Regions from separate parts of the Homo sapiens genome. Here region 2 is linked to region 1. A link is an interaction called in ENCODE POLR2A ChIA-PET data of the cell type or tissue named here. Cell type or tissue: MCF 10A. All regions are shown on one strand. Links, peaks and the distances in the headings refer to the core of each region. The heading gives the core; the rest is flanking DNA. Region 1 overlaps NINJ2 (ninjurin 2). Region 2 overlaps WNK1 (WNK lysine deficient protein kinase 1).

What was found. ChIA-PET counts read pairs that join two places held together with the same protein. Peaks named below come from ENCODE experiments on the same cell type or tissue, not always from the same donor. Only the 100,000 strongest peaks of a DNase experiment are listed, where the experiment ranks them.
Region 2: POLR2A ChIA-PET joins it to region 1 with 12 read pairs; 8 of 35 experiments call an interaction of 5 or more read pairs at or near these places.

The regions. Positions count from the first base shown.
Region 1 is chr12:564,236-580,434 of GRCh38, reverse strand. It overlaps NINJ2 (ninjurin 2), which reads left to right. Exons shown (of 4, transcript NM_016533.6): 2 at 14,257-14,485; 3 at 15,034-15,218; 4 at 15,754-16,139. The coding sequence ends at 15,200. Among named protein-coding and RNA genes, the nearest start is that of NINJ2-AS1, 59 kb to the left of the region's middle. RefSeq lists a silencer at 4,041-4,310 and enhancers at 3,839-4,340, 7,674-8,302, 14,019-14,518, 14,519-15,020. In MCF 10A, for the core only: a CTCF peak has its summit at 10,497 (motif pointing left); DNase peaks (open chromatin) are centred at 8,864, 9,164, 9,844, 10,494 and 2 weaker places.
Region 2 is chr12:770,882-787,080 of GRCh38, reverse strand. All of the region lies in intron 1 of WNK1 (WNK lysine deficient protein kinase 1), which reads right to left. It also overlaps the pseudogene RNU4ATAC16P. Among named protein-coding and RNA genes, the nearest start is that of WNK1, 26 kb to the right of the region's middle. In MCF 10A, for the core only: no CTCF peak of the experiment used is centred there; a DNase peak (open chromatin) is centred at 7,210.

The DNA.
Region 1 (16,199 bases), core at 6,254-11,253:
TGTATTTTTAGTAGAGATGGGGTTTCACCATTTTGCCCAGGCTCATCTCAAACTCCTGACCTCAAGTGATCCACCTGCCTCGGCCTCCCAAAGTGCTGGGATTACAGGTGTGAGCCACCATGCACTGCTGACAAATGCATCATTCATTCACTCCTTCATTCATTCAGCACTCCAGGTGAGGCGCCCCCTTGTTCCCATGAAGCTTTTCCACTGGGGAGGGATGGATAAGCTCTCTATCTCCTGGCTTCCCCCTTTATACACTTTATACAGGCTCTGGATTCTGTGTCCTTAACTGCTACAGCCCTGGAAGCATAGGCTGTGTAAGTCCCTCAACAATGGGGACCAGTCTAAAATATTTATAGGTAGCATATCTAGATCATTCCAGAGAGGAGTGAATGGATCCAAACCGTCTTTTGAACCAGCAGCCAGAGGCCCCAGCAGCTCCTGTCTTCCCAGCCCAGTGCTTATTCTCTTATTCTCTGCTAAGCTTTGTCATTTTAGGGGATTAGGAGAATAGGATGTAAACCGAAACGTGACTGAGACAGATCTCCATTGAGGAGAGATTTGTTTTGCCAAGGTTGAGGGTGAACTCAGAGAAAAGAAACACCATAGGATCTGTGACCTATGCTTTTTCCAAAGAGGATTTTGGGAATTTCAATATTTAAAGGGAAAGAGCAAAGCAAGAGGGGAAGCTTTTTTAAAAGGAGGTTGGGTAGGCAGTGAGGCTCGGGGCACATTCTTGTGAGGCTCTGATAGTGCTCGATGAATCTACATTTTACATGTGACAAGAGGGAGTGGGGGCGGATCAATTATGTATTTGTCCTGGGCTCGGTGAATCCGCATTTTATGTAAGATAAAGTAAGCATGTGAAATGACTGCCGTTTGGGAACACAAGGAAGGCAGTTGTTTTGTTTTGTTTTGTTTGTTTTGTTTTGTTTTTGTTTTGTTTTGTGTGACTCCATGTCCAAGCTTAACTTTCTCTTCATCATGGTGAATTTGGGGGTCTCAAGAGTCTAGTTTTCTTTCACAGGGGCTTCGGGAAGGCAGGGATCTTCGTTGTATCCTAGATGCCTAGCTCGTGCTAGGAGCTGGAAACAGGTTTGTTGCATTGAACTCAGTAGGAATCTTGGCAGGCTGTCTGCAGGGCTGGGTGGGGTGGGAAATTCACCACCTTCCCTTTCTCCCATCTCACTGTCAGATCTGATCTACTTCATGAGGTCTCACCTGGACGATAGCCAGAGACTGCAGGCTCAGCTCTCATTGCTTCTTATTCTAATTGCCTGAAATCCCGAGGAAATAACTCTTACCTTTTGGAAATGTATAATCTAGTGGGGACATACAAAACTCATATACACCCTTATGTGGAATGTTGACATTTTGCTTCATGATTAATTGTTCTGAAAGTCCTTTCCACTTACCCGTGTTTAGGTTTCCTGTCTGGATTTAGGCTCCATCACAAAATCTAAGGTTCAGCAAAAACGAGAGGCTCTCAGTGCTTCTGAGTGAGGACATGAAAAGGATCTGGGAATAAAAGCACTAGACCCTTACAGACTCATGAGCAGCAGCAGCTGGCAGCACTGGGCTGGGAAGACAGGAGCTGCTGGGGCCTCTGGCTGCTGGTTCAAAAGACAGTTTGGATCCATTCACTCCTCTCTGGAATGATCTAGATATGCTACCTATAAATATTTTAGACTGGTCCCCATTGTTGAGGGACTTACACAGCCTATGCTTCCAGGGCTGTAGCAGTTAAGGACACAGAATCCAGAGCCTGGCTGGGTTCAAAGGCCAGCTCTAATACTTAAAAAATGGGTGCTCTCGGCCGGGTGTAGTGGTTCATGCTTGTAATCCCAGCACTTTGAGGGTGCAAGATGAGAGGATCCCTTGAGGCCAGGAGTTCAAAACCAGCCTGGGCAACATAGCGAGACCACATTCCTACAAAAAACGTTTTAAAAATGTAGTGTAGTGGTGTGCACTTGTAGTCCCAGCTACCCAGGAGGCTATGGCAAGAGGATCCCTTGAGCCCAGGAGTTTGAAGCTACAGTGAGCCATGATTGCACCACTGCACTCCAGCCTGGGTTGTAGCAGGGCAAGCCGCAGACAACACCCCTCAGGCACCGAGTTAAAGAAAGAAGGGCTTTATTCGGCCAGGAGCTTTGGCAAGATTCACATCTCCAACAACCGAGCTCCCCGAGTGAGCAATTCCTGTCCCTTTTAAGGGCTCACAACTTTTAAGGGGGTCCGCGTGAGAGGGTCATGATTGATTGAGTAATCAGGGGGTACGTGACCGGGGGCTGCATGCACCGGTAATTAGAACGGAACAGAACAGGACAGGGATCTTCACAGTGCTTTTCTTATACAAATAACTGATTACGTCAGGGGTCGATCTTTAACTACCAGGCCCAGGGTATGGGGCCGGGCTGTCTGCTCGTGGATTTCATTTCTGCCTTTTAGTTTTTACTTCTTCTTTATTTGGAGGCAGAAATTGGGCATAAGACAATGTGAGGGATGGTCTCCTCCCTTAGGGTGACAGAGGGAGATCCTGTCTTAAAAAAAAATAAAAATAAAAGGGTGATCTCGGGGCCTGGTGCAGTGGCTCACGCCTGTAATCCCAACAGTTTGGGAGGCTGAGGTGGGAGAATCGCTTGAACTCAGGAGTTTGAGACTTAGCCTGGCCGACATGGTGAGACCCCATCTCTACAAAAATTTAAAAATTTTTCATTTCTAGTGAGTTTTCAGGTGATGTTGCTGCTGCTACTTCAAGGAGCACACATGGAGAACCACTGGCATATAGGAGAAAAACGCAGGCTTAGGATTTAGACACTGGGGCCATCCCTCAGTATCTGGTGACTTTGGGCATTTGACCTCTTTGAGCCTCAACTTCTTCACTTGTAGAATGGGACTACATCCCAGTTACTTGGGAGGCTGAGGCAGGAGAATTGCTTGAATCCAGGAGGTGGAGGTTGCAGTGAGCCAAGATCGTGCCAAAATATTTATATATATATATGTATATATATATATGAGACTAGTGTTGCTTCTCAACTTATGATAGAGCTACATTCTGATAAACCCATAGTAAGTTGAAAATATTGTAAGTCAAAATGCATTTAATACACTTAGCCTACTGAACTTCATAGTTTAGCCTAGCTTAACTTCAGCGTGCTCAGCCCACTTACACCAGCCTACTGCTGGGCAACATCATCTAACACAAAGCCTACTTTATAAGAGACTATTGAATATCTTGTGTAATTTATTGAATAATGTACTGAAAGTGAAAAAGAGAGTGGTTGTATGGCTACTCGAAGGACAGTTTGTAAAGTGTATCACTTACGATGGTGCGAAAGCTGGGGACCATCTGTATTAATACCTGCTTTGTGGAGTCATGCCTGACATACAGCAATATCATTATTTAATTATTACTGTTTAAATTTTAACAATTTTGTTAGCCCCTGAGGGATGAGTAGGATTGAAGTCAGCAGAGATCGGCTGGGAGGGCTTTGGGGAATGTCTCTGAGAACCTCACAGCTCAAGTGGGCATAGAGCAAAGAGCAAAAGGCCAGATGGGTCTGGAAGCCCCAGGACAAGGCGCTGATTGGGAAAGTGCTCTTGTTTAGGGTGGATATTGAGAGGGAGCAGATCGATTCTTTGGAAATTTCTGTGTGGTAGGTAAATCCACGATTAACTCTGAACCCCGAGATGACAACAGTCTTTTCTGAAAGCCACTGGCAAAACGGCCTCTTGCAGGGGAGGTGGAAAATGCTCCCTGAGAAAGAGCACGGAGGCCGGGGTGGCGGCTCGCGCCTGCAGCCCCGGCACTTTGGGAGACTGAAGCAGGAGGGTCGCTTGAGCCCCGAGGTTGAGGCTGCAGTGAGCTATGACGGGGCCACCACCCCGCAGCCTGGGCGACAGAGCAAGGGCCTGCCCCAAGAAAACAGTAATAACTAAAATAAATAAGCAAGCAAGCAGGCCCGAGTTCCGGTTTCAACGCACGTGCTTTCCTGTTCTTCCCTACACACTCTGCTTCCGTTTGTAATTTATGGCCCCCTTTTGTTGGAGAGAAACCCGTCCGTGTCCTCGATCACAAAGGGGTCAAAGCCCGGGTGTGCCCGCGCGGGCGGGTTGAGCTGGGGCCTCGCCGCGCCGTTTCCTGGCGCCCCCTGGTGGACAACGGCGGCGCCGCAGGCCTTCCGGGGAGGCCTCGCCCCACGTGGCCTCTCGGTGCTGCAGCTTTAGGCCCCAGTTTGCAGCTCGGGGCAAGGGCTGGAACTCTCAGTGAGACTGTGCCCAGGGCTCAGAGGCGGTTTCTGGACCAGTTACGTATTATTGCTGGAATAACACGCAAAAGAAACCCCACCCCGACGTGGATTAGAGACTGTTGATTTTTAAGGGCGAGATCACTGCTCTTGGCTGCAGTCAGGAGCCTGCATGCGGCCTGCCCCAGACAGAAGGCCTCAGGGGTCTGGGCTTTTACAGCTTTTGGCCTGAAGACCAGCTGCAGCTTCCAGCCCCAGTCATTCATTCCCTGAGGCTCCCTCAGGACTGCTGAGAAAAGGCAGGATCTAGGGGAAAAAGGGCTCTCCCTGCAGTGGGGGTGTTTAAGAGCAAAGATTCACTCCCCAAACTCCTCTCCCCCACCCAGAAGCCACTGTGCCTGAAGCCCCACCCTTAAAGAGCCTTACTTTTGCCTTTTTTGAAAAAGCTGTCTCATAAAAATTCAATGCGATCATCATTCATTGTGTACCTCATGTGGGCAAGGTGCTGAGCTAGGCTCCATGGAGACTCAGGCCTGTGGAAGATGGGGTCCGTGTGCTAAAGTGGGCAGCAGAAGGAGCCGTCTCAGGAGGACTCAACAACGCCCAAGGCCAGCACAGGCCAGGGAGCAGGCGACCTTCTTTCAAACAGGGCCTTGGTGGAGTGCATTTGGGGACAGGGTCTAGAAAGGAGGGGAGGCTCTCCCTGGGGGGAGCATGGTGAAGAAAGAAAGGCCTGTAGTCCTGGAGCAGAGCAGGAGCAGCTGGGAAGGGTGGGGTGTGTTCAGGGAACAGTGAGTAATCTGGTGTGGCCCTGCACGTCTGAGCATCACAGAGCCTGGCACAGGGCACAGGGTTCGCTCTTCAGGGGTGGGAGGAGGAGCTGGGGACCAGGCTAGAGAGGTGGGTGGGGGCCCCAGGAGAGAGGACTACGCTTGAGTAACAATGACCCTGGAGACCCAATGCAGGTGGGCTTGTGTGAGTGTTTCCCTTCCTGCAGGCGGCTCGAAGGCGAGAGCCAGCAGGAGCGAGGAGAGAGGCTGCCCAATGGGTACAGGAGGCATTTCAAACACCATGGAAGTTGTTAGGACCATAAATGGTGCCTACTTCAAAACTGGGGCTGGGACGGGCCCTGAGTCACAACACAGTATTTGAAATGCCTCTAGGCCCACACGTGGGAGTATAATCCTCTGTGGGATAGATTTCCCTCTCATCTCATATTTGTTTAATACTTCACAGCTTTCAAAGCACATTCACCCACATGATCCTATTGATCTTTCTAACAGCACTTTGTGCTAGACAGGGCAGATATTATTCCCACTTCAGAGGAGGACCAGCTAGGGTCTGGGTGAGATGAAGTCATAAATTCACTTTTGTTTTAACATGTTTATCTTAACCACTGGCCTTCTGGGGGTATGTCTTGGTCTGTTTTGTGTTGCTATAACAGAATAACTGAGACTGGGTGATTTATAAACAATAGAAGTGTATTTGGCTCATGGTTCTGGAGACTGGCAAGTCCAAGAACATTGCACTGGCATCTGGTGAGGGCCTTCATGCCACATCCTTCCCTGGTAGAAGGTGGCAGGGCCAGAGAGCTTGCAAGCCCAAGAGAGAGGAAGGGAGCCAAGCTCACCTTTTTTTTTTTTTTAATCCTGAGATAACCTGACCCACTGCCATGATAATGGCATAAATGAGGGCAGAGCCCTCGTGACCCAATTGCCTCTTAAAGTTCCCACTTCTCAACACTATTACAGCAGGGATTAAGTTTCCAACCCATAAACTTTAGGGGGCACATTCAGACCATAGCAGAGTGCATATTTGCTTTTGTTACAAATTTATTATTGTTATTATTATTATTTTTTTTGAGATGGAGTCTCGCTCTGTCACCCTGGCTGGAGTACAGTGGCACAATATCAGCTCACTGCAACCTCCCTCCACGCCTGGCCTATTTATTTATTTATTTTAGAGACAGAGTTTTGCTCTTGTTGCCCAGGCTGGAGTGCAGTGGCACCATCTCGGCTCACTGCAACCTCTGCCTTCCCAGGTTCAAGCGATTCTCCTGCCTCAGCTTCCCAAGTTGCTGGGATTATAAGCATGCACCACCACACCCTGCTAATTTTGTATTTTTAGTAGAGACGGGGTTTCATCATGTTGGCCAGGCTGGTCTCGAACTCTTGACCTCATGATCCGCCTCCCAAACTGCTGGGATTACAGGCATGAGCCACCTTGCCCGGCCAAATTTATTTTTTAAGATAGTTCATTCACATGTTTCAAAATTCAAAAGGTACAGATAAAATTCCTTCTCTCAACCCTATTCTTCCAGTCACCCAGGTCCCTTCTTACCAGTTTGAACCCAAGCCTTTTGCCTTTGGGTCTTTGGGTCTAGTGCCCCTTCTGAGGCAGCAGTGCAGGGGCTCAGGGACACAGCCCCACTGCAGATTCAGGAAAGCCTCAGACAAGTTTCACTCAGGTAGAGGTTATGCCTCCTCTTAGTAAGTGTGCATGTGTACCCTATGGGACTAGTCTTCTTTCATCTTAGGCTGCATATGTTTTTGTTTTTTATCTGTTTTTTTGTTTGTTTGTTTTTTGTTTTTCTGTTTTTTTTGTTTTAGATGGACTCTTGCTCTGTTGCCCAGGCTGGAGTGCAGTGGTGCAATCTTGTCCCACTGCAACCTCCGCCTCTGAGGTTCAAGCAATTCTCCTGTCTCAGCCTCCTAAATAGCTGGGATGGCAATAGGCATGCGGCACCACACCCAGCCAGACTGCACGTGTTTATCTTTCAATCTTAAACTCCTTGGAGTAGGGAGTATGTCTTCCACTTCTTGGGCACAGTAGAGTAAGGGTGAAAATTACAGGCTCTGGGCCTGGTGTGGTGGCTCACGCCTATAATCCCAGTACTTTGGGAGGCTGAGGCAGGTGAATCACCTGAGGTCATGAGTTCGAGATGAGCCTGGGCAACATGGTGAAACCCCGTCTCTACTAAAAATAAGAAAAATTAGCTGGGTGTGGTGGCGGGCGCCTGTAGTCCCAGCTACTCGGGAGGCTGAGGCAGGAGAATGGCGTGAACCCGGGAGGCGGAGCTTGCAGTGAGCTGAGATTGCGCCACTGCACTCCAGCCTAGGCGACAGAGCGAGACTCTGTCTCAAAAAAAAAAAAAAAAAAAATTAGCTGGGTGTGGTGGCACACACCTGTAATCCCAGCTACTCGGGAGGCTGAGGCAGGAGAATTGCTTGAACCCTGGAGTGGGAGGTTGCAGTGAGCTGAGATTGTGCCACTGCACTCCAGCCTGGGCAACAAAAGTGAAACTCCATCTCAAAAAAAAAAAAAAAAAAAAAAATTACAGGCTCTGGCACATAGAGGATTGGGATTAAAAACTCTGTGCTGTGTGATCTTGGGCAAGTTACTTAGTCTCTCTGAGCCTCCATTTTCTCAACTGTGATGATGATGCCCTCATCTACTTCGCAGAACTGTTGTGAGGACTACATAAGGTGACTCATGTCCTGTGTTTAACCCTGTGCCAGCCACAAGGTATGTCCTCTGTAAGTGGGAACCACCATCGTTCCAGTGTGCTGAGAGCCCACTGTGTGTGCACACAGTGTGACAGGCCCAGGCACCCTTCCCAAGTGAATTCTGACAAGAGGACTGATACCGAATTAAAAGCTCACCTAAGCCCCTTCCTTTGAACGAATCACTCTTCCCAGGCTGGGACCCACCCTTTCCCTTTGTGAGAAATCAGCTTTCCAAAAGCCTAGGTCGCCACTGTCCCCTTCTCAAGGGAGGCCTGGCTTTCCCGGGCAGTCGGTCATTTTGAGGCCACCAGCAGGGTGACAGGCCCCTGTTCCTCTGGGCCTGCTAGTGTGTAGCCCTGACTGTGCGCTGGCACACAGGAAGCTCCCACGTGGGTGTTCTCAGGGCTGGCAGGAACGACTCATGGGAAGGTCACCCATGCCCTGCAGCGGCCTCTCAGCGATGTCCTCAGCCCCCGGGATTCTCCGCTCAGAGCCGGCTTTCCCATCCCTAGATTACTCCGTGCTAGGAAGGACCCAAGGAAGCCTGTGTTCCAGTCCCTTCGACCTCGCAGATGATAAGAAAAGGCGTCCAGTGCTCCCGGCCCGGATTGCTCACTCATTAAAGCAGGGCTGGAATGTGGTCAAGGTGCCTTTGGTGATGCCCTCTGGGCTGCTACAACTCCCCTCACCATGCCTATACTTCCCTTGGGACACACACTGCCTGCCACAGGCCCCAGGGCCTAAACACACTGATCTGCGGGCTCCATGGCTTTTTGGTAGGGCAGTTACTTACCACTCTGGGGTTTACCCAACCTCCATGGCCCTCTGGGAGAACAGCCCTGTAATCTTGTTTCCAAGAAAGAGCAGAATGATCTGTTGGAGCTTATGGTCCCCACTGACCATAAAGTCGATAAACAATGAAAAACATGTTTACTTTTCTGTTAAAAAAGGCATTCCTTTCCTATCCAACCTAAGTCCTGTAAATAAACAAAAATATAGGCCAACAAGGATTAAGGGATAAAGGGCTGTCTGGCAGAACAATGAAGCAATCCTTGACTTCAAGGGATGGAATCGCACCAGCCTTAGGAGCTGGGACTTGGCAAGAGGCCTAGGTGACAGGGAAGTCTGAGCTGGAACGAGAGAGGAGGGCGCGGAAGAGGGAGGGTAATGACTGTGCCGGGCAGGCCCAGGAATGGGGCAAACCGCTGGGTCTGTGGTGTCCCCCACCCCCCTGCCTCATCCCATGCCAATCACCAAACCCACGTCTGCCAGGCAGGCCCAGGAATGGGGCAAACCGCTGGGTCTCTGGTGTCCCCCACCCCCCTGCCTCATCCCATGCCAATCATCAAACCCACGTCCTCTTGTTGCCCAGATGCCCAAGGGCGTCCAGATCAAACTCTGGATCTACTCCCACCTTCCCTGCACTGGCCGCGCTCCAGCTTCATGCCGCCCCAAACTCCCCGTCTGTCCAGGTGTCATTGGTTGGCCAGATTTTGATGGGCAGCCTTTCCCACAGGCAACCGCGCCTTGAACAGGGACTCTGGGAGCCCAAAGCTATGAGTCTTGGGTCAGTGTCCTGCCGCCCTTGAGTGGCAGGGGAGGGGCAAGTGGGGCGGGGCAGAATGAGACCTGAGGAAGATACCGAGAGCCAGCCTCATTGAGAGAGGGATCTCAGCCTGGGAAAATGGGAACCGCTTGGATTCTGTCCTTCCTTCTGTGAAGGAGCAAAGTGTCGTTCTGCTGTCCATGGCCTCTGCCCTCCAGAGATGGGATTTTCCTCCAGTTTTATAGATGTGGAAACTCAGCACCAAAGTTCCAAGCCCAGAGGCAGAGCTGGGCCCAGCAACCAGCAGTCCTAGCCCACCGGTCCCCTGCTCCTCGAGGATCAGCAGAAAAGGGGCGGGGAGTGGGCAGAGCCCTGTGCGCTTGTGGCGGGTGGAGGCCGCCAGCCCACCCGGACCAGCTCTGCAGGGAGGGCGCAGAGGCCAGGGCCAGGGCCAGGGGAGGGCGGCAAGCGAGAGCCAGCGGCGAAGAGTCCGGCGAAACGGGAATGACTCATGCTGGGTGGCTCTGCTCCCCAGTCCAGCCCACATTCCCGGGTCTCTGTTCCCGACCCGCCTGGGCCTGGCCTTAAAGGGCCAGCTCCTCTGAGCGGGAGCGGGGGCCACCCTGCTGCGCTCCCCACTCCTCTGTCACCCTGACCCCTGTGGAGTTGCTCCCAGTCCCTGGGCTGTGGGCGAAAAGGATGACCCCCTGCAGGATTTAGGACTTTATCTGATCCTCTCCTCCCGCTAGAAGGGAGGGCCCTCAGGTCATTCCATCCATCCCTCTGCCGCAGAGCAGGGCTGCACCTAAACTGGCCCACGAGGATTAGAAAAGCCCGGTCCCTGCTTTTAAAGATGCTGCAATGAGAGGACCCCTTTCCAGGCACCTTCGCCAGGGCCTCACTGCCGGCCCTTCTGCCCGCCGTCCCCTCGGCTGCAGGTTGTGCTGGAGGCCCCTCCCTTCTGGGTCCCCCCACCCCACGCTGGCTCCATTTCAGCTTCGGTTGATTCTCGAACTCTGGCTTGACGCACGCGTTTGGTGGGTTTTAGTTCGGCCCATCCAGACTTGCGGGCGAGGCTCCCGTCCTGGGCCTCGGAGGGGTCCAGGTTTCCCATTAATCCCGTCCTGCGCGTGGGTTCCTCGGGGTGGAAACGCCCCCCGGCAGCCGCGGCGCCCAAGTCACGTCTCTGGACCGCGCGCGCCACCGTGTGGACACTCTGGAGCAGGCGGGGACACCCTGATCCCGCCCAGCACCCGCAGTGAAAGGCAGGCCCGAGTCGGCCCCGCATTTAGCGAGGAAAGGATGAGGCGCACCCCCTAAGCACACTGCGAGCCTCACGTCCTCTGTGAAGCAATGGCTCTCAGATTAATGTAACAACAAAAGCCAACCAGCTCTGTTAAAACTTACAAATGGCAATACCTTCCATAGAGGTTGGGAAGACCTCCGTGCTGCCCGTGTACTCACCCCTGCCACCCCCTGCCACCCCTTCCCCCACTATTTGGTCAGTGCTCAACACATGCCACTAGAGGTTTGGGTTTAAGGTTTTGTCCACTGTTAACGATACATTTGGGGGGAAGGGGGTCTGTCTCCCTCTGAGCTAGACCAGGAAGGAGGAGAAAGGGCAAAGCTTGCTGCTACTGCACAAACTGGAGGATGGGGAAGAGACAGGAGGGGTGGCACAGCCATGGGGCAGGGAGGCCAGGGGGCACAGTTGAACCTGGGCAGAGACACTTTGAATTTGGGTGCAGGGGGTGAGACTCTCTTGCCTAATGAGTGCTCTTGGAGACCGAGGACAAACCTTCACCAAATGGGCTAAGACCACAGGTTGCAGCCTTGGGGCTGACGGCGACCATGGGCCTTTGTGAAGTGTTGGCCCTGGGATCCCTGGCCCTAACCAACCATGCCAGCTGGCCCTAGACAAGCCAGCCTTGCTTGAACTGGATTTCCAAAGGCCCTGAACGCCGTGTGTGGCCTCCCAAGTCCATGCAGGTCCTCATTTACCCTCCATCCCTACCTCCTCCAACCTCACTGGCTGCCCCCAGCACCAGCTGAAACCCCGGCCCCAGCAAAATCAAACACGAAGGAAGATGGGAGAGATAGTGAGCACTCCATTCCTTTCGTGCCTATGGCCTTTTTTCTTATTTCTGTGGGCCCTGGGCCCCAGCCTGATTTTGGTGGCTGTCAAAAGGAGTTTGCCAGGGCCTGTTGTGAGCAGCCTGTGGCCCAGTGCTTACCCGGGGGGCGGGGGGGGGGGGGTGTCCTCACAGCCCCAAGCACCGCCTGGCATGTACAGTCAATCTATTGAATGAATGCTACCCGCTGGTCTCCATTCTACTCTCCCAGAGAAAGTGTTTAAATTGCTCCACTGGCCAAAGTGCACACTCCTGATTACCCTCTGTGAGTCCTGCCCCGTCCAGAAGTTGAGGACACTCGGAATCTCAATAATGAACAACCCAGGTGCAGGGAACTGCCCCGTGTAGAAAGCTGATGGCCTGGAGTGTGGTCAGAGTGAAAGAGCCACTCCTATATGTTTGATCCTCCAATGACTGGTCCACAGAGTCAGAGAGGGGCAGCCTGCGGGGCACAGGCTGCCAGGGTGGATTCCATCAGAGCAGGTGCTGTTAGCACCCATGACCACCCTGTGCCTCTTGAATGTGTCTGTGTGTGTGCACCCTCCTGGCAAACAGAGCAAAGGGCCAGGAGCTTGGAAAGGAAGTGAGAAGAGCAGGGTGGAGACGTGGGGCTGAGTTTTGAAGGCAAACGTTAGGAGAAGGACTGGGGAAGAGAGGCTCCCTTCTGTTGGCCTAGGAGAGGATTGGTCCAATCTGTAGCCAGGCATGTGGATTAGAGCTGGATCTCCAAAGACGAGTGCCCAAGACCATATTTTAGGATAAGAAAATTAAACTTCTATTTATATTGAATTTTATGTAATCCTTTCAAATGTTTCTACTTTTGCATATTTTACTATATATATAATTAGTCCAATAAAAATATGTATAGTTGATAATGGAAGAATGTACATATATTGAGGATGCATGGCCAAAACAGTTTTTAATGCTGAGATTACACTATCAAGAAAGTCTGGAGACTACTGCATTTCAGAGTTTTGTTTTTGTTTTTGTTTTGAGACAAGAGTCTTACTCTGCCACCCAGGCTAGAGTGCAATGGTGCGATCTCTGCTCACTGCAACCTCTGCCTCCTGGTTCAAGTGATTCTCCTGCCTCAGCCTCCTGAGTAGCTGGGATTACAGGCGTGTGACACCATACCCAGCTGATTTTTTTGTATTTTTAGTAGAGACGGGATTTTGCCATGTTGGCCAGGCTAGTCTCAAACTCCTGACCTCAAATGATCCCCCTGCCTTGGCCTCTCAAAGTGCTGGAGTTACGGGCATGAGCCACTGCACCCAGCCTCATTTCGGGGTATCCTAAGGGCTCATAGAATCCAAAGGTTCTGATAGATAGGTAAATCAGTTAGCCTATGTGTAAATCAACTGTCCTCTGTGTAAATCCCTGAGGTACAGAGAAGTGAAGTGACTTGCTGGGGCTGCACGAAGTACAAGGAACATTCCAGACCCTCTGAGACCTGCCTATCCAATCATCCACGCATCCATCCATCCACCCACCAATCTCTCCATCCATCCATCCATCCCTTCATCCATGAAGCTTTATTTTATACTTCAAAACAAAATCAAATGTAAATTATGCTTCAATAAATCCTAGCCAAAAAAATTAAAAACAAATTACGAGTGTTTAACTGGTATGCATCACTGTGCATATATAGGCACGCATCCATCTATCCATCCATCTGTCCCCACGCAGCAGGTATCTGTCCTGTCGTGGTGATCTGCTGGGTCATCTTCCCTACCTCCAGGCCATAGCATCCTTCAATCCATCCGTCTCTCCCCACTCTGCAGGTATCTGTCCTGTCATGGTGATCTGCTGGGTCATCTTCCCTACCTCCAGGCCGTAGCATCCTTCAGAGTCCTCCATTCCTTCCTGTCTCACCTTGCTCCACTTCAGTTCCTTTTCACCCTGATCCTAAATCAATACTATAACTTTTAAATGACTCTCCCTGCTTCTAGCCCTTCCTGGCCCAGTCTGTTCCAAGCACCACTGCTAAATCAATCTTCCAAGTACTCTTGAGTGACTGCAGATTGCCCTTGGTCATGGCGCCCAGTCTGAAATTCTTGGCCCAACCCAGAGGCCCACAGCATATGCCCTGTATTGTGATTCTGTCTTTTGGAGTTAGTGGCTTCTGGAGAAGCTTTAGTAAATTATGCTTCAATAAATCCTAGCCAAAAGTAATAATTAAAATGATGTGAGTGTTTAACTAGTATGCATTACTGTGTGTATACACTCATGCATGCATGCATGTGTATGCTGAGAGCCTGTGTCTGACAGCGTGTGTGCCTGAGCAGGGCGGCAGCTCCAGTGCTCCTGAGGGTTGGAAATCCAGCCGATGATCAGCTGCTGAGCTGTGCACCCTGCCTTGGGGGCCACAGCATTATGCGAGAGGAGGTGCCTTTCTCTATTTCACCCAAGCCTCCAAGCTCTTTTTATTGTCTTCTCAGGTGCTTTCCTCTCAGAGGAAAAGAACACAGCCCAAAGCTGAGGCCTGGCCCAGGTAAAATAGTGAATAGGGTGAGGAAGGTGCATTTTACCAGCAGCAGAGAACCCTCCCGGCTTTCTCCAGCCAGATGTGTGAAGGTGTGAGGGAAGGGGTGACTCTCCAGGAAGTATCAACTGCAACAGAATGTCATTTCAGAGTGCAGAGGTCCTTATGGGTTTTCTCGTCCAACCCTTCATTTTATCAGGCCATGAAACTAAGGGTGTCATTTGCCCTGAGCTTCCCATCTGGATTGGAAAGAGCTTTAAAACCTCTCTCCTCTCTCCCACCTCTCAACTGCTTCCCTTCCAGAGCTCCCCTTGGTAAGTCTGTGCTTTCTCCCCTACAGCCTGGAAGCTCCGACCCCAGGAGCCAGCCCATCAACCTGAACCATTACGCCACCAAGAAGAGCGTGGCGGAGAGCATGCTGGACGTGGCCCTGTTCATGTCCAACGCCATGCGGCTGAAGGCGGTGCTGGAGCAGGGACCATCCTCTCACTACTACACCACCCTGGTCACCCTCATCAGCCTCTCTCTGCTCCTGCAGGTGGTCATCGGTGTCCTGCTCGTGGTCATTGGTGAGGAGCCCAGCCTGCAGTCAGACCTTCTGCCTCGGCACCCGTGGCTGGCAGAAAGGCCCCACGTGTCCCCTGGGCCACCCTGCATTGGCACAGGCAGCTTTGCAACCACACGCTGACCTGCAGTGAGCCCTCCGCTAACAGAGGCCCAAAGACCAACTTCCACCCCGCGAGGGCAGGCGCCCTGTCCTGTCTCCTGGTATCCCATGGAGCAGACCCTCCGCAGTACCTGCTGAATGACTGCGCCAGCACCTCGCTAACTGCTAACTCACTCACTCGCTCACCGCTTCTCCATGAGCACTCGTCCCCACGCTTACAGGACCCAGCTTAAGTTCCCAAATCCTGGTGGGATGAAGCACACTAGGGTGCCCCATTGTACTGGTTGGCGAGGGCAGAGGCATCTCAGCCCGATGACGACCACCTCCCTTGATTTCTGCCACATGGGTTTCTGAAGGGCCCCTCTCTCCAAACTCTGGTGGGTGTTGTGGGGGCAGCTCCGTGCTGTGGCCCCGTCTCTGACCCTTTCCCCCCACTCCACTTCCCTGCAGCACGGCTGAACCTGAATGAGGTAGAAAAGCAGTGGCGACTCAACCAGCTCAACAACGCAGCCACCATCTTGGTCTTCTTCACTGTGGTCATCAATGTTTTCATTACAGCCTTCGGGGCACATAAAACAGGGTTCCTGGCTGCCAGGGCCTCAAGGAATCCTCTCTGAATGCAGCCTGGGACCCAGGTGAGGGAGGATGGAGGAACCCCAGCTCCAGGGACTCCCCAGGTGGCCCTTCTCTCTCCTCTGGGGCTTTGGGGCAAGAAACAGATCCCTTGCCAAACAAAGGGGGAAGGCCTGTAGCTCCGAGAGCAAGGAGAGGATCTGCAAGAGCCTGGCCTCAGCGAGGCTTGCACAAAGCCCCACTGCTGTGTTAATGGCTCTCTGCTCTCAGGCTCAGGTTTTCCCACGGTCTGGGACAGGGTGGAGGCGATGCCATTAGTGGTTGACTCTGCCCCTCCGGCAAGAGGAAAGGTGGAGATGGGGAATTTCTCCCTGCCATTGTCTAGCAGCTCTTGCTACTGACTGTGGTCCATGGGTCAGCAGCATCCACAAACCACCCAGGAACTTGCTGGAAATGCAGAATCTCAGGCTCTGCTCGAGCACGTGCTACAGGCACGTGCATGAGTAACGTGGCCAGGTGCATCCTGGGCATGCTGAAGGTTGAGGGGCATTGATCTGGCCTGCCATCCTCATTGCCTCTTCTCTGCTTCCTCAACAGGTTCTGGGCCTGGAACTTCTGCCTCCTTCCTCCGTGATCTGCCAGGCTCGTGGGCACTTTCCACAGCCCAGGAGAGCTTCTGAAAGGACAGTATAGCTGCCCTTGCTCCCTACCCACAGCACCTGAGTTAAAAAGTGATTTTTATGTTATTGGTCTAAGGGACTTCCATCTTGGTCTGAAGTCCTGAGCTCAGACGCAGGTACTGCCAGCCATACCTTCCTGGTAGCATCTGCTGGACCTAAGTAAGGCATGTCTGTCTAAGGCCAAGTCTGCCCGGCTTAAGGATGCTGGTTCTGACTCTACCCCACTGCTTCCTTCTGCTCCAGGCCTCAATTTTCCCTTCTTGTAAAATGGAATCTATATCTATAAAGGTTTCTTCAAATCCACTCTTGAGTCCACTTACTTGTCTAGTCCTGCAGGCTCAGGCATCCAGGCTGGTCTCCATC
Region 2 (16,199 bases), core at 5,131-10,130, 210 kb before region 1:
CACTTAAATAATGAAAATTACATAAAAGATAGACTACTAGGTGTAAAATGCAAAGAAAATAAATCTATCTAAGAAAGGCAAGGCAGAAATAAAACACATAGAAGGCAGGAAGAAGACCAACTCCAAACATACCAATTAAAACACATAGAAGGCAGGAAGAAGACCAACTCCAAACATACCAATTATTACTATAAATGTACGTTAAAGTTCTCTATTACAAAAAACCTGTGGAACAGGCTTTAAAAAAAAGTCTAAACACTGTTTATTTATAAGAAACACATCAAAATTAAAATGACATAAAAAAGAAGATAAAGGGCCAGGCACAGTGGCTCACACTGGTAATCCCAGCACTTTGGGAGGCCAAGGTGGGTGGATCACCTGAGGTAAGGAGTTCGACACCAGCCTGACCAACATGATGAAACCCTGTCGCTACTAAAATGCAAAAATTAGCCAGGCCTGGTGGCAGGAGCCTATAATCTCAGTTACTCAGGAAACTGAGGCAGGAGAATCACTTAAACCCATGAGGCAGAAGTTGCAGTGAGCCAAGATTGTGCCACTGCACTCCAGCCTGGGCAACAAGAGTGAAATTCTGTCTCAAAAAAAAAAAAAAAGGGAAGATAGAGGAACAAATAAAACAAATGTGAAAAAAGAATGACAATATAAAAAGGGAATGTGTTAAGCAAAGAGAATTATTTGAGAAAATGCTGCATATTTTATATTGATAAAAAGTACAATTATTTACGTATATAACATTCATGCTTAACCCAGCCTAAATATAAAGCTATGAATATATAACATAAAAACTGTTAGAAATACAAACGGAAATTGACAAATCCACAATTATTTTGTAGGGCTGACACGTTTATCAAATATCAGCTAATCAAGTAGTCTAAGGCAACAAAAATACATGGAATTTAAGCAATACAATTAACAAATACAGATTTTTTCCCTTAATAAATACTATTTTCAAATAAACATAGAACTTCAATTTTTACAACAGCATACATTAGACTATAAATAAAAAGTTTTAATAAAATCTCTAAAGTGGAAATCACATAAAGCATAAGTTATACTTTGGCATATAAAACTAGGGATCTGAGTAGCATAAATGAACAGCTCTAAAGATCCCAACATCTGCATTTCATAAGATGCCAGAACAGTACAGTCAGATTATACTGGGGCCCACAATCAGCAAACCGCATTTATTTATCAGTTTTCAGTGCCCAACTCAAATGCGACAACCAAGGCTCATGGGATTACTTGAAAAAAGTCTTTAAAGAGCATCCAATCTACATGGGAAGCAAAAAAATAAATAAATAAAATTAAAGAGCAACTAAAATCAGTAACAAATAACAACAACCAAAAAAAGGAACCTGGAAAAGGCAGGGTCATGTGGTGGCTCACGCTTGTAATCCCAGCACTTTGGGAGGCTGAGGCGGGTGGATCACGAGGTCAGGAGATCCAGATCACCCTGGCGAACACGGTGAAACCCCGTCTCTACTAAAAATACAAAAAATTAGCTGGGCGTGGTGGCGGGTGCCTGTAATCCCAGCTACTCGGGAGGCTGAGGCAGAACTGCTTGAACCTGGGAGGTGGAGGCTGCAGTGAGCCAAGATCACACCATTGCACTCCAGCTCTGGGTGACAGAGCAAGACTCCACTTCGAGGGGGTGGGGGGGGGGGAGAAAATGATATGGACGTTAGACCATTGGTCTAGGAGAACCAACATATATGTAACAGGAGTTCTGGAAGGGGCAACATAAAAAACAGAGGGCAAGAAATGAAATGAGTAGAAGGTAAATTTTCAGAATTGATGGCCAGTGAGTTTCCAGACAAAAAGCCACAATGGAAAAAAGAGACCCATACCAAGGCACATTGCTGAAATTTCAAAACGCTGAGGACAAGACAAAAAACCTGAAAACTTCCAGAGGAAAAAAACAATAGGTTACAGGGAACAGAGAATCCTACTAGCCTCAGACTTTAACAGCAATACTGGAAGCTAGAAGAAAATAGAATAAATGTCTTTAAAATTCTGAAATAAATTATTTCCAATCTAGAATTTGTTATCCGAACTACCTATTAAAGAGGAAAGGGAAAGGAAGATGAAGGAAAATATTTTCAGACATGTAAGTTCTCAAAAATACATTTATCTCCCAAATGACCTTTCTCAAAGAGTTATGAAGTTATTCTTTCACAAATGAGGAGACCAAGAAAGAGAAAGAAATGGGATTCTGGAAGCAGGATCAAAAACCAGCTAGATATAAGAAGAATCTCCAAAATGAGAATGAATGAAGATCCCCAACCTAAGCATCAACCTAGAATGCAACCAGTACAAATGGTGAAGTTTAGAAGTTTAAGAGAGGTTATCTCCAAAAAAGAAGAATATCTAAAAGTTTTAATGTAGTGACAGGAGATTTGCACAGCTAGGAGGGAAGACTTCAGGAAAATAGTAATAAATATCTTGACTGTGGTGATGGTTTCATGGATGTGGACAACTTATTAAATTTGTACCTTTTAAATATGTACATTTTATTATGTCAACTATACTTCAATAATGCTATTTTTAAAAATAAAAAATAAATGTCAACAAAAATATTCATATTAAATGCTAACATATTATAAAATAAGACAATCACATCAAAGGCAAAAATTAAAAAACTGTAATTCATTATTGATAATTTTTATCACCAACTTCTTGAGATGGTAGGGAAAGGCTGTTGAACAGTTTAACAAGAGGTACTTGGCATTCAGAAATTGAGCTGTCCAGTAATAGTAGCCATTAGCCAATTAAAAAAAAATTCCTTCAAGATTCACACATCTGGGTTGTAAAAATAAAATAAATAAAATACAATTTCTTTAGAGATGGGAGTCTTGCTCTGATACCCAGGTTGGAGCACAGGGGCACAATCATGGCTCACTGTGGTCTCAAAACTCCTGGGCTCAAGCAATCCTCCCACCTCAGCCTCCCAGGTAGCTGGGACTACAGGCACATGCCACTGTGCCTGGATACTTTTTTTTTTTTTTGGTGGAGACAGCATCTTGGTTTGTTGCCTAGCCTGGTCTCAAACTCCTGGGCTCAAGCAATCCTCCCACCTCAGCCTCCCCAGTAGCTGGGACTACAGGCACATGCCGCTGTGCCTGGATAATTTTTTTTTTTTTTTTTTTTTTTTTTTGGTGGAGACAGCATCTTGGTTTGTTGCCTAGCCTGGTCTCAAACTCCTGGGCTCAAGCAATCCTCCCACCTCAGCCTCCCAGGTAGCTGGGACTACAGGCACATGCCGCTGTGCCTGGATAATTTTTTTTTTTTTTTTGGTGGAGACAGCATCTTGGTTTGTTGCCTAGCCTGGTCTCAAACTCCTGGGCTCAAGCAATCCTCCCACCTCAGCCTCCCAGGTAGCTGGGACTACAGGCACATGCCGCTGTGCCTGGATAATTTTTTTTTTTTTTTGGTGGAGACAGCATCTTGGTTTGTTGCCTAGCCTGGTCTCAAACTCCTGGGCTCAAGCAATCCTCCCACCTCAGCCTCCGAGGTAGCTGGGACTACAGGCACATGCCACTGTGCCTGGATAATTTTTGTTTTGTTTTTTTTTTGGTGGAGACAGCATCTTGGTTTGTTGCCTAGCCTGGTCTCAAACTCCTGGGCTCAAGCAATCCTCCCACCTCAGCCTCCCAAAGTGCTGGGATTCAGGCATGTATGTGTCACCACGCCCAGCCCCAAGTATGGTTATTGAGTACTTCACTGAAATGTTGCTGGTGTGAACCGAGATATGTTAAGTGTAAAACACACAGCAGATTTTGAAGATGTAATAGAAAAGAATATATACTATCTTTATAATTTTTATACTGATTATATGCTGAAAGATATTTAGGCCAGGATGGTGGCTCACACTTATAATCTCAGCACTTTGGGAGGCTGAGGCAGGAGGTTCACTTGAGGCCAGGAGTTCGAGACCAGTGTGGGTAACATAGTGAGACCCACCCTACCCCCGTCTCTACAAAAAAATTTAAACATTAGCAGGGTGTGGTGGCACGTGCTTGTAGTCCCAGCTACTTGGAAAGCTAAGGCTGGAGGATCGCTTAAGCCCAGGAGTTCGAAGCTGCAGTGAGCCATAATCGTGCACCACTCACTGCACTCCAGCCTGGGTGACAGGGCAAGACCCTGTCTCAGAAAAAAAAAAAGAAACTATGTTTGGATATATATTGGGTTATATGAAACATATTCATGAAATTAATTCCACCTGTTTTTTTTTAAATGTGGCTACTAGAAAATTTAAACTAGGTTGGGCGCAGTGGCTCATGTCTGTAATCCCAGCACTTTGGGAGGCTGAGGCAGGTGGATCACTTCAGGTCAGGAGTTCGAGATCAGCCTGGCCAACATGGTAAAACCCCGTCTCTATAAAAATATAAAAATTAGCTGGGCGTGGTGGTGCATGCCTGTAATCCTAGCTGCTCGGAAGGCCAAGGCAGGAGAATCGCTTAAACCTGGGAGGTGGAGGTTGCAGTGAGCCGACATCGCTCACTACAATTTTATTTCTATCACTTTCTCCTTGGATTTCAATTAGATTTCAAAATTCCCATTAATTCATAGACTTAGGAACCGCAGAGTAATATATCCAATGTTATTCAACTAAGCCTTCTAAGATTAGATCTCTGATTTTGGAAACATTATTCTATCAAATTGTTCCCTTGGTTTTCTCATCTATAAAATAGGACTGACAACATACTATGTAGTTATTGAGAGAACTAAATAAGATGTACTACAGGACAGCTTAATGGCACTGTTAGGGACTTGCTAGATCAGTCACCCAGCAATGTAACTACTTCTATACTATTTCCTCTCAAAGTGCAACATTCACATTCAGACCTAATAAAATGATAATTAGGTCATAAACTTTCAGGGTCACTTCAGACCAAAAATCTCAGAAGTTACTTTCCAAAGTCAGTCGATGACAATGATTTAAAATTATATGAAACTTCAAACTCAAATGTTAGTCTACCACAGTGTTTGTTACTTGTTACTTAAAATAATCCAGCCAAGTATACAAAATTGTCATTTTCAGATGAAGAAAAAGCCTTAGAAGTTAAGTGAGGAGGATATCCAGATTCACACAAATATTAATATTGCCAGAAAACTTCATTTTAATCATTGGATTTTAAAAATAAGCCACAAATCCCATAAGAACTCAACCACTGGGAGGGGGAACAAAGAAATCTGACAGAACTAGAGAAGACTGGGAATTTTAATTTAAGTTCTCAAAAAAAAAAGTTATCTCAATCATTAGAACACAAAGTATAAACCCCATTTATTTAAAATAAGAGCATATTTATACTTTAAAATTAAATCTGTAGTCTCCACAAAATATCTTTCAAAAACTCAAATCCAAAAAGGTTCTGAAGATTTTTAGTGCCATTGGTTTGTGTTATAGCTAATGCCAGTATTGTGCCTATTAATAAGAGACCAAATAAAAAGCAAAAATAAAACAGATCATTTAATTATAATTTAATTTATCTAATGAAGACCAGCAATTATAAAACTTCACACACACCTAACTTCAGTTGTTATACAAAATCATAATCATTTGTACCTTTCTAAGAAGAAACACTGTGTTCAGAGCTTATGTTATGATTAATGAACAGTGACAGCAGCTAAAATTCATATAGCCACTATATTTTCATTTTGTGGCAAATAGCTATCAACAACTTACTGTATGATTTAATTAAGTGGTTAAAAGGATCTAGCTTCAAGTTTATGCTCTAAGTAAAATGTTTTTCAAAGATGGGCAGTAAACAGTATTTTCCCCCTGTGGAAAAGCAGTTTTTCATTCTTCCAAAAATTGTACCAAGGTAAAGCAAAGCTCTAGATGATGCAGGCATGTTATGTAGGCGTTAGCAGTACTGCCCTCACTATGTGCTCATTGGACAGTAGTGCAACCCCAAGAAAAAGATGGTTAGCAGTTTTTGTTGTTGTTGTTGTTGTTGTTAACGAAATAAAACAAAAAACAGCTCATTGCTAGTAAGGAAACTATTTTGTGAAACTTTCTTCTTTTTATGTGTGCATATACTAAGTCACAATGTAAATGTATTTCTTAGAATGAGTCTCAGAAAGGTTTGATAGCCACTGCAAAGTAGTCTGTCTATAGCAAACTACTATACATTCAATAACTAGAGAGGTGTTGCAGGAATCAGACTGTACCAAGGTAAAAATCCTTTTTGACTGTGAGAGGATAAGAAGCATATTTAAGGCATGGGCCTAAAGCTGACAGGATTATCCAACTCTACCACTCAGTTTACTAATTAGACAACAAACTTACCCAAGGTCATTCTTCTATAGTTTGCATTAGAACTAAGTCTCCCACTCTAACGCTCAAAATAAGCTCCACAAAGATACTTCAGCATGTAAGTATTAATTCAGAATTTCCTATTTGGTTTTCAATAACCAAAAGAAACTGCAGCTTAACACATGCAACTGTTTCCTCAAATACTATTCTACCAGATTAATGACCATGCCAGCTCTCCCATTAAAAGCTTTTTCTAGCTAGTTACTTGGTACTTAGGTTTTTATAGCACTTTTCTTTTCCCATTATGCTCAGTAGTGCATGCAACACACTACACTTAGGAATGCAACACACTTCCTTTGGGAATGCCTAACTGTGGCCATAACTATGACTGAAATTTTTGTGAATTTCTATCATCTGTCTAAACTTAGAAGAAAAGTACCACAAAATAAAGTTAAATCAGACCATATTTTTGTGATCAGTGTATCTCACTATTAAAACATTGTATGTATTTTAACGGTTATCATTCAAAACTTGAAGTATATCCAAAATACTCCATTCCCATCTCCTGATAAATAAATCTTCACTGACAACTGATTAAGAAGAGAAACATGTTAAGGACAGAAGTTAAAACGGAATTAGACAAAGATGGGGCAGATTATCACAGCTTCATACTACAAACAAAGGTTTATTTCTACATCCTCTTTCCTAAATATCCATAATAAACTCATATTTCTTGCCAAGAACCCCAGAAAAGGTGCCTCAAATTATTTCCATAAAGAAAACAACATTACCCATTAAGCAACTCTGTTAATGATTATCCACAAAATTCCAAATTTTAAAAAATTGCTTAACATTGGGAATGGCAGAGGTACTGAGCCTTATTATGACTAATCAAGCCAGTGAAGTAAACAAAAAATGCAGGCAAGAGAAAAAGGAAGCTGAGTCAAGTACAGAGTTCTTCGCATCCACAGAGAAAATGCTTTGTTCTTTATTTCTCAAACTTGCAGTATAAAGACCAAAAAAATCCATTATTTTAATTTCACAGTCCAGTCAATTCACACGGCTGTATGTGAATTTTTCTTTCAGAAAATTAAGGGAAAGGAGCCAGGCGCGGTGGCTCACGCCTGTAATCCCAGCACTTTGGGAGGGTGAGGCAGGTGGATCACTTGAGGTCAAGAATTCAAGACCAGCCTGGCCAACATGGCGAAACCCTGTCTCTACTAAAAATACAAAGATTAGCCAGGTGCGGCGCGCACCTGTAATTCCAGCTACTCAGGAGGCTGAGACAGGAGAATCACTTGAACTCAGGAGGCAGAGGTTGCAGTGAGCCCAGATCGTGCCACTGCACTCCAGCCCGGGCTACAAAGTGAAACTATGTCTCAAAAAAAAAAAAGAAAAAAAAAAAACAGAAAAGAAAAGAAAGAAAAGAAAGGCAAAGAAAATTAAGGGAAAGGGAATTTATAGTGTGTCTGTGCATTTTAATATTATAGTCACAGCAACATAACCATATTACTTTCCCAACAGGGAATTCGAAATCTGAAGGCAAATACCACTCACATGTCAAATAAAATAACTGCCAAAAATTTACTCACTAATTTTTCTAAAATTTTATGAAAATGAGTACATTATTCAACTGTTTTGGAGAAAAGCAGACAATATGATTTAGAAAAAACACATAATTAGTGGCAATTTTAACAGAAGAGAATGCTCTCCCACTGAACTTCATAAAAACAAAAGAAAATCCAGACTTCACCTGTTTTACTTTTACATTTTAGAGCAGTAAAATTCTTAATTTCTTATTTCTCAAACAATACTCCCCATTATTGTTTGCTCCCCCTGTAATGTTTATTCCTCCCTGAGTTCTGAGATTCCCAGGTATGGAATTTGAATTTCCTGGTAGTACCAGCTTTTGCTCATATTTTTAGAACCTTACTGTGACCCTGTGGTGGTGTTCACCAGAAACAGCACGAGAGAGAAGTCATACCTGTATTAATAACTATTACCAGTATTACTAAGAATTTAAAATTCGTTCTAGAGTTTACATGTACTGTCCTTATCATTTTATATTTTAATAAGTCATTCATAATCTTAAACTCTAATGAATGTTAGCACGATAGATATTTCCTTCCAATTTCTACGAATGACTTTAAAAAAAAAAAAAAAAAAGATCATTGGCCGGGCACGGTGGCTCACACCTGTAATCCCAGCACTTTGGCAGGCTGAGGCAGGTGGATCAGTTGAGGTCAGGAGTTTGAGGCCAGCCTGGCCAACATGGTGAAAGCCTGTCTCTACTGAAAATATAAAAATTAGCCAGGCGTGATGGCATGCCTGTAATCCCAGCTACTCGGAAGGCTGAGGCAGGAGAACTGCTTGAACCCGGGAGGTGGAGGTTGCAGTGAGCCAAGATGGCGCCACTGCACTCTAGCCTGGGTGACAGGGTGAGACTCCGTCTCAGAAAAAAAGAAAGAAAAAGGAAAAGACGAAAAAAAAATTAATAATAAAAAATTTAAAAAGAGAATTTTACATAAATTTCAAGATTTTCAATGCCTTTTAAAACTAAAACATCAAACCACAATCACAGGTATTAAAATTCTAAACATTCAGTAGTATAAGGGAGTAGCCTTCTTCTGGTTTCCCACAGGTCAAGTAAACAGTTTAAGCACAATTTAACCCTAATTATAAGCAAAAAGGTGAAATTGCTTAGGTTGGTAAATGAGCCCTTTTAGGTGAGAATATCATCATTTAAATCATTTAAGTAACCAGGACTCAGCTACTACTTATAGATTTGATAGCTAGAGCACTAAATACAAAGTGAGGTTTAAAGTCTTTCTAAAGTAACAAGGCATCCACTGCCAAAGTTTTGGATTATGTTTTAGAGTCACATTTACCGCATGAAGCTTGTGTTTAATATGACGAATCTACCATATCTGAACAGCAAACAAACACAGATGATAAATACTGTAAACTGTTGGAAGTCAAACACTGTAAAGTTTCCTGAGTCTGTGGTAAGTTATTTTTCTTAAATAGCTACCATGTAGCTATTGATGTGTTTCACTGAGCAACTACAGTGAATTTTAATAGATACTATTTACCACTTGTCATTTCATGAAAAATACCAGGAGCTTTGCTTTCACTGTTTCTCTTCAAATGCTTCCCAGTTCATAATATACTAGTACTTAAGAAATTACATAGCTGAATTATGTTCCATGGTAGATCATATCTAGCTCTATCTCAAAATTCTAGCAGACTACGTTTGGTCCAAAGTAACACAAGTGCCTAACTCTATGACAAAATCATATCTTTCACATAAAAACAAATCTAATTCTTTAGCTACTTAAAAATTCCAGGCTGGGCGCGGTGGCTCACACCTGTAATCCCAGCACTTTGGGAGGCCGAGGCAGGCACATCACTACCTCAGGAGAATGAGACCATCCTGGCCAACATGGTGAAACCCTGTCTCTACTAAGAATACAAAAATTAGCTGGGCGTGGTGGCGTGCACCTGTAGTCCCAGCTACTGAGGAGGCTGAGGCAGAATTCCTTGAACCCAGGAGGCGGAGGCTGCAGTGGGCCAAGATCGCACCACTGCACTCCAGCCTGGTGACAGAGCGAGACTCCATCTCAAAAAAAAAAACAAAAAAAAAAACAAAAAAAATCCCTCCAAATGAAAAAAAGCACAGATGCTGACTAATTTTATCCAATAAGAAAAGTAACTAAAAAGTTAACACTGCACATCATGGAATGAGTTTAAATATACACATAATTCTCAATAAATCACAGAATAGTAACAATAAAGGGACCAAGAGGTCATTTAGTACAGTCTTTTTATCTTCAACACTTCTGAATGAATAGCTACTCTGTGTGAATAAGTCTTTGTAAACACTAGTCAGTTATTATGACTCAAACATAGCACTATGGGTCAATTCTCTATAGTTCACATTCTAATTTATAATAAATCTTAATTTTCTTTTACTGTCTTCTTGGAAGTCCTTGGACAACCATACAATGCAACTTCTCTCCCAAAGCACCAGCCCAGGTACAAACACCACGCAGAGCAAGAACACATTAAGATCTGGGCCAGGCGCGGTAGCTCACACCTGTAATCCCAGCGCTTTGGGAGGCCAAGGCGGGCAGATCACGAGGTCAAGAGAGCAAGACCATCCTGGCCAACATGGTGAAACCCTGTCTCTCCTAAAAATACAAAAAATTAGCCAGGCACGGTGGCACGCACCTGTAGTCCCAGCTACTCGGGAGGCTGAAGCAGAAGAATCGCTTGAACCTGGGAGGTGGAGGTTGCAGTGAGCCAAGATTGCGCCACTGCACTCAGCCTGGGGATAAAGCGAGACTCCATCTCAAGAAACACACACACACACACACACACACACACACACAAACACACAAACACACACAGAGATCTGACTTTAACTTCACATTTTTAAAATGTAACAACAAACAGCAGCTTGAAAACTGAAAAAGGCCACAGTGTCTCACACCTGTAATCCCAGCACGTTGGGAGGCTGAGGCAAAGGATCACTTGTGGCCAAGAGTTGGAGACCAGCCTGAGCAACATAGCTTGACCCCATCTCTACAAAAACTTTTAAAAATTAGCCAGGCATGGTGGTACATGCCTGTAGTCCCAGCTACTCGGGAGGCTAAAGGGGAAGGACTGCTTGAGCCCAGGAGTTCAAAGCTGCAGTAAGCCATGATCCTGCCACTTCACTCCAGTCTGGGCCACAGAATGAGATCCTGTCTTTATTGTCTTTGGGGTCACAGACAACCTGAGCTATTAGTTTTAACGTGCACTACAAGGTAATCATAAAGTTTGAAGAGAAGCATGCTCAGCTTTTAAAACAAAAATGAAAAACAAACAAACAAGAATGATCTAGGCTCCACTGCCACTTCTACGTTTGTTGAACACAAGCTTGGCAAATTACTTCATTTCAGTCTCTTCACCCTGTAAAATGGGACTGATACCTCATTCAGGTGACATAAGAATATATGACACAAGAATAAAAGAGAATATATATAAAACACAGTGTCTGGTTCATAAATAGTATCAAATCGCCACCCTTTTCTCACCAATTTGAGAACACAAGCCCTTCAAACATACATAGCTCAAACTTTTTTTTGAGACAAGGTGTTGCTCTATTGCCCAGGCTAGAGTAGAGTGGCACGACCATAGCTCACTGCAGCCTTGAACTATAGCTAGGACTCCAGGCATGTACCACCTCACTCAGCTAATATGTTAATTTTTTTTTGCAGAGATGAGGTCTTGCTATGTTGCTCAGGCTGGTCTCAAATTCTTGGCCTTAAGTGATCCTCTCTGGCTTTGGCCTCCCAAAGTGCTGGGATTACACGTCAAACTTCTGATCAAACTTTACGTTAGGCCCTAAAAAAAGTTGCCACTGAAAACACAACTTGCCATAACAAGACAAATTTAAAGACAACTGATCTAAGAACTCATTTGTGTTACAAGAAAGACTATTACTTGATAAGCCATTTATCTCATTGTATTCAGTAATGTCTTAATTTACTCTCTACTAGTAAATACAGAAATAAGGGAATAACCATTATTGTAACTGCAAAAGCAAAATTTTAAACATTGATAAGGAGCTAGTATAAACATTTTAAAAATCTATTTTTTGTATACTAAGTTCAATTTCAGATTTTAATACTATAACATAAATATATCCATGAAGATAAATCCATTTTAAACACCAATATCAAGAAGATAAAAAACCAGAAATTCACCTATCAAGTTCAAAGATTCACTATACTTAAATGAAAAAAAGAAAAACAGAATTAAGATGACTAACCAATTTGATGGTATAAACAGTGATATACTATTGACATTAAATTCTCGGCATTGAAAAATATTTGCAGAAAATATAAAAGGATTCATTCTGATATAAGGAACTTATGAAAACTGGTTAGGGGAGAAAAGCACCTGAAGGCAAAAATATAACAAAAGACAAAAGAGGAAATACAATTAGTTATTATTATCAAAGCATATGGGGGAAGTTCTGCAGACATAAACTATAGTTTATGAAATATTTAACAGTATTGATAAATGGGGTTAATAAAATAAGAACTCTCACTTGGGACACTGAAAATCTATATAACTCTTCTGGAAAACAATCTTACAATGAATAGAAAGTATTTAAATGTTCATGCCCTTATCATGCCCTTAGAACCAGTAATTCCATTTCTGAAATTTAATCCTAAGAAAATAGTTCTAAACAGTGAAATCTGAGGTACTGATCAGTGTTTTGTTCACAAGGCTAAGTAGGCAAATTCCCTTCTCCTATTCCAAGCCCTTGTGGGCCTCTAGCCTCAAGACTGTTATTTTAGAACCAGCAATTAGAAGACAGTCTCCTCAGCTGGCTTCTGTCTGAGAAAGTCCAGGCCCAAAGGAAGGAGTCTGGTTGGATTATACTCAAGAGGGAGGGGATGAGAATGGAGTTTGAGAGGTAGATGCTGGAGGAAAGGAAGGGATTAGAGGATTCATCCAGAAAAGATCAATACACTCACCCTCCTTGGGAGCTGCAGGGAGAAGGGAGAGACAATAATGGTAAAAACTTTCCTTCGGAAAATTGTGCAAAGATCCTATTACCCAATATTCTCTGTAACGAGGCCTTAAAGAAACCTTCCAGACTTACATAAATGGGCATGTCAATGACAAGCGGTGTAGGTGAAAGACTGGAGGAAAGCCCTTTCCTGATAAAGTTCTGGAATGTAAGAAGCTCACCAAGGATTAGAGGGAGGGGGATTTGTGCAGGGAAATAATGGCCATCTCAATTAGGTAAGGATACAACACAGATTAAATTTGGTTTTCATAAAACAGAAATATTATTTCATGGTTACAACCTTGTGGAGTAAGACCCTCGCCCACTATATTTACAATAGCAAAAATAACATACTTAACACTGTGGGGAAATGAAGGAAATTATGGCATATGCACATAAGGAACTGTCAAGCAGCTATTAAAAATATTTATACTAATTCTTATGTTATACTGAATTATAAAATTTTCAGGATATAAAATTGCAAACATACACCTATGATCCCACTGAAACATAAGTTTCACAAGGGCAGAATTTTTTTCTCTATTTGCTACCTGAGACAGCCTCAAGCACATAGGAGTACAATAAACATTTGGTGAATAAATATTAAAATCCATCATGAGAGGGAGGAACAGGCAAACATTCTAAATGCTATATCGACATTGTCTTTTAGTGATGAAACTTCAGTGGGGTTATTTTGGTTTTTATTTTTCCTTGTTTTTTAAGATATCTCTGAGTATACATTACTTCTATGATGGGAAAAAAACTGATTGGGAAGTAGTTCCTTTTAAATGCATTAAGAATTTCCTATATTTTCAAAATATCTTTGGTATGCTCTAGAGTAGATTTAACACTTTAAATAAAGGAAGCCAACTTAGGTTATCTTGAGTGGGTAGGAAGTGGAAAAGGCACAGTAAGGCTTTTCCCCCTATAGCTTAGTCAATATACGAAACTAAACTTCTTTAAAGAACTTTTTTTTTTTTGAGATGGAGTTTTGCTCTTATTGCCCAGGCTGGAATGCAATGGCGCAATCTCAGCTCACCGCAACCTCCGCCTCCCGGGTTCAAGCGATTCTCCTGCCTCAGCCTCCCAAGTAGCTGGGATAACAGGCATGCGTCACCACACCCGGCTAATTTTGTATTTTTAGTAGAGATGGGGTTTCTCCATGTTGGTCAGGCTGGTCTCGAACTCCTGACCTCAGGTGATCTGCCCGCCTTGGCCTCCCAAAGTGCTGGATTACAGGTGTGAGCCACCGTGCCCAGCTCCTCAAAGAACTTACAATGTACTGTTATTAAACACCCTAACACTTGGCTTTTACAAATTTCTGAACCACACAGTACCACTGTTCTAAAAACAAACTACTGATAATACCCCAAATTATATGCGAAGCAGTGAATGGACTTTCTTGCAAATCTCTGAACAAAGACTGGAAGTGAAAAAAATAATTTAGCTTTGTAATATATCAACCATGACTTCTAAACTTCTGTTCAGAGCAATCAAATGTATCAATGATCAATTTACTAGATTTAGTTCTAACTAAATGTTTGCATCTGTGGGACAAACATTCTAATTTTCTCTTACTGAGAATTAAAAAAATAATATATACTCAAGAATTCAAGTGTTTTTTATATATAACTTCAAAATTTTAATGTGGGAAATGGTTTTTCTATAAGGTAAATCAGGCAAATGATGCCACCATACAGCAACATAACCGTGTGTGCATACGTATGTATACACATAATTACGCTGCTGTATGGTGGCATACATACATACATACACATACACACACCCCTATACATACACACACACACATACATACACACACACACACACACACCCCAATTATGATTACTGTGTACAAATATTTTGCTGCTTTTTAATCTAAAAACCTCAAGATCTTAAATGGGAAAATGCTTTTGCTATGTGGTAAAACAGGCAAACTGTACAACCATACAATATAACGATAACTATAAAAACAGAGTTCAAACACACAGAAACCAGTGTGTCATACACAGTAACAATGCTTATCTCTGGATAAAGATACTGACTGCAGGTGATTTTTTATTTCCTTTTTCCTCCTCTAATTTCCTAATTTTTATAACGAGAGTGTTTTACTAATTTTTTAAAGCATCTTTTTTGTGTATGAATTAAGGATGGTTACAATAACTAAGGTGGAAATAAATGAAGTTTATAACTCAGATAATTTAGTCAAAATCAAATTAGTTTGTAGCCATAAACAATGACTATCAAAGGCCCTTATGCAAAAAAAAAAAGTAAGCTTCTGCAGTCCTTAAATTAAGAGGGTTTCTCAAGCCTGTAATCCCAATACTTTGGGAGGCTGAAACAGGAGGATTGCTTGAAGCTAGAAGTTCAAGACCAGCCTAGGTGACAGTGTGCAACCCAGTCTAAAAATAAAAAATAATTTTAAAAAATTACCATTAACAGTCTGAAGAGAATGGTCTTGCCATCTCAAATATATTACAACTTTATTAAAATAAAGCAGTTAAGGCTGGGTGCAGAGGCTCATGCCTGTAATCCCAACACTTTGGGAGGCCGAGGCGGGCAGATCACCTGAGGTCAGGAGTTCGAGATCAACCGGGCCAATATGGTGAAACCGTGTCTCTACTAAAAATACAAAAATTAGCTGGACGTGGTGGCATACCCCTGTAATCCCAGCTACTCAGGAGGCTGGGTCAGGAGAATCGCTTGAACCCAGGGGGCAGAATAAGACCCTGTCTCAAAAACAAACAAAAAAATTTAACTATTCTAGAAAAACTCAATGCTAATAAATAGCTGAACTACAGTTTATCTTTCATAAGCAAGAGACAGACACCAAAAACCAATTTAACCAATTTCTCAGTATCATTAAGATATGAATATGGACACTAAATTAATTAACAAGCTTAAGGAGCCACAATGGCCAGAAATTACTAAAGAATATAAAGCGCCGGGCATAGTAGCTCACACCTGTCATCCCAGCACTTTGGGAGGCAGAGGCGGGCGGATCACGAGGTCAGGAGATGGAGACCATCCTGGCTAACACGGTGAAACCCCATCTCTACTAAAAATACAAAAAATTAGCCGGGCGTGGTGGCATGCACCTGTAGTCCCAGCTAATCAGGAGGCAGAGGCAGGAGAGTCGCTTGAACCCAGGAGGCAGAGGTTGCAGTGAGCTGAGATCACACCACTGCACTCCAGCCTGGGCGAGACAAAGCGAAGACTCCGTCTCCAAAAAAAAAGAAAATATAAAGCAGTAAGTTTATGCATTTAACGTATTCCAAACATACACTAGCAGTTTATCTGAAATAAACCAAAATATTTCCCAAATATTTCAAGATATTTATAGTAAACACTTCTAAT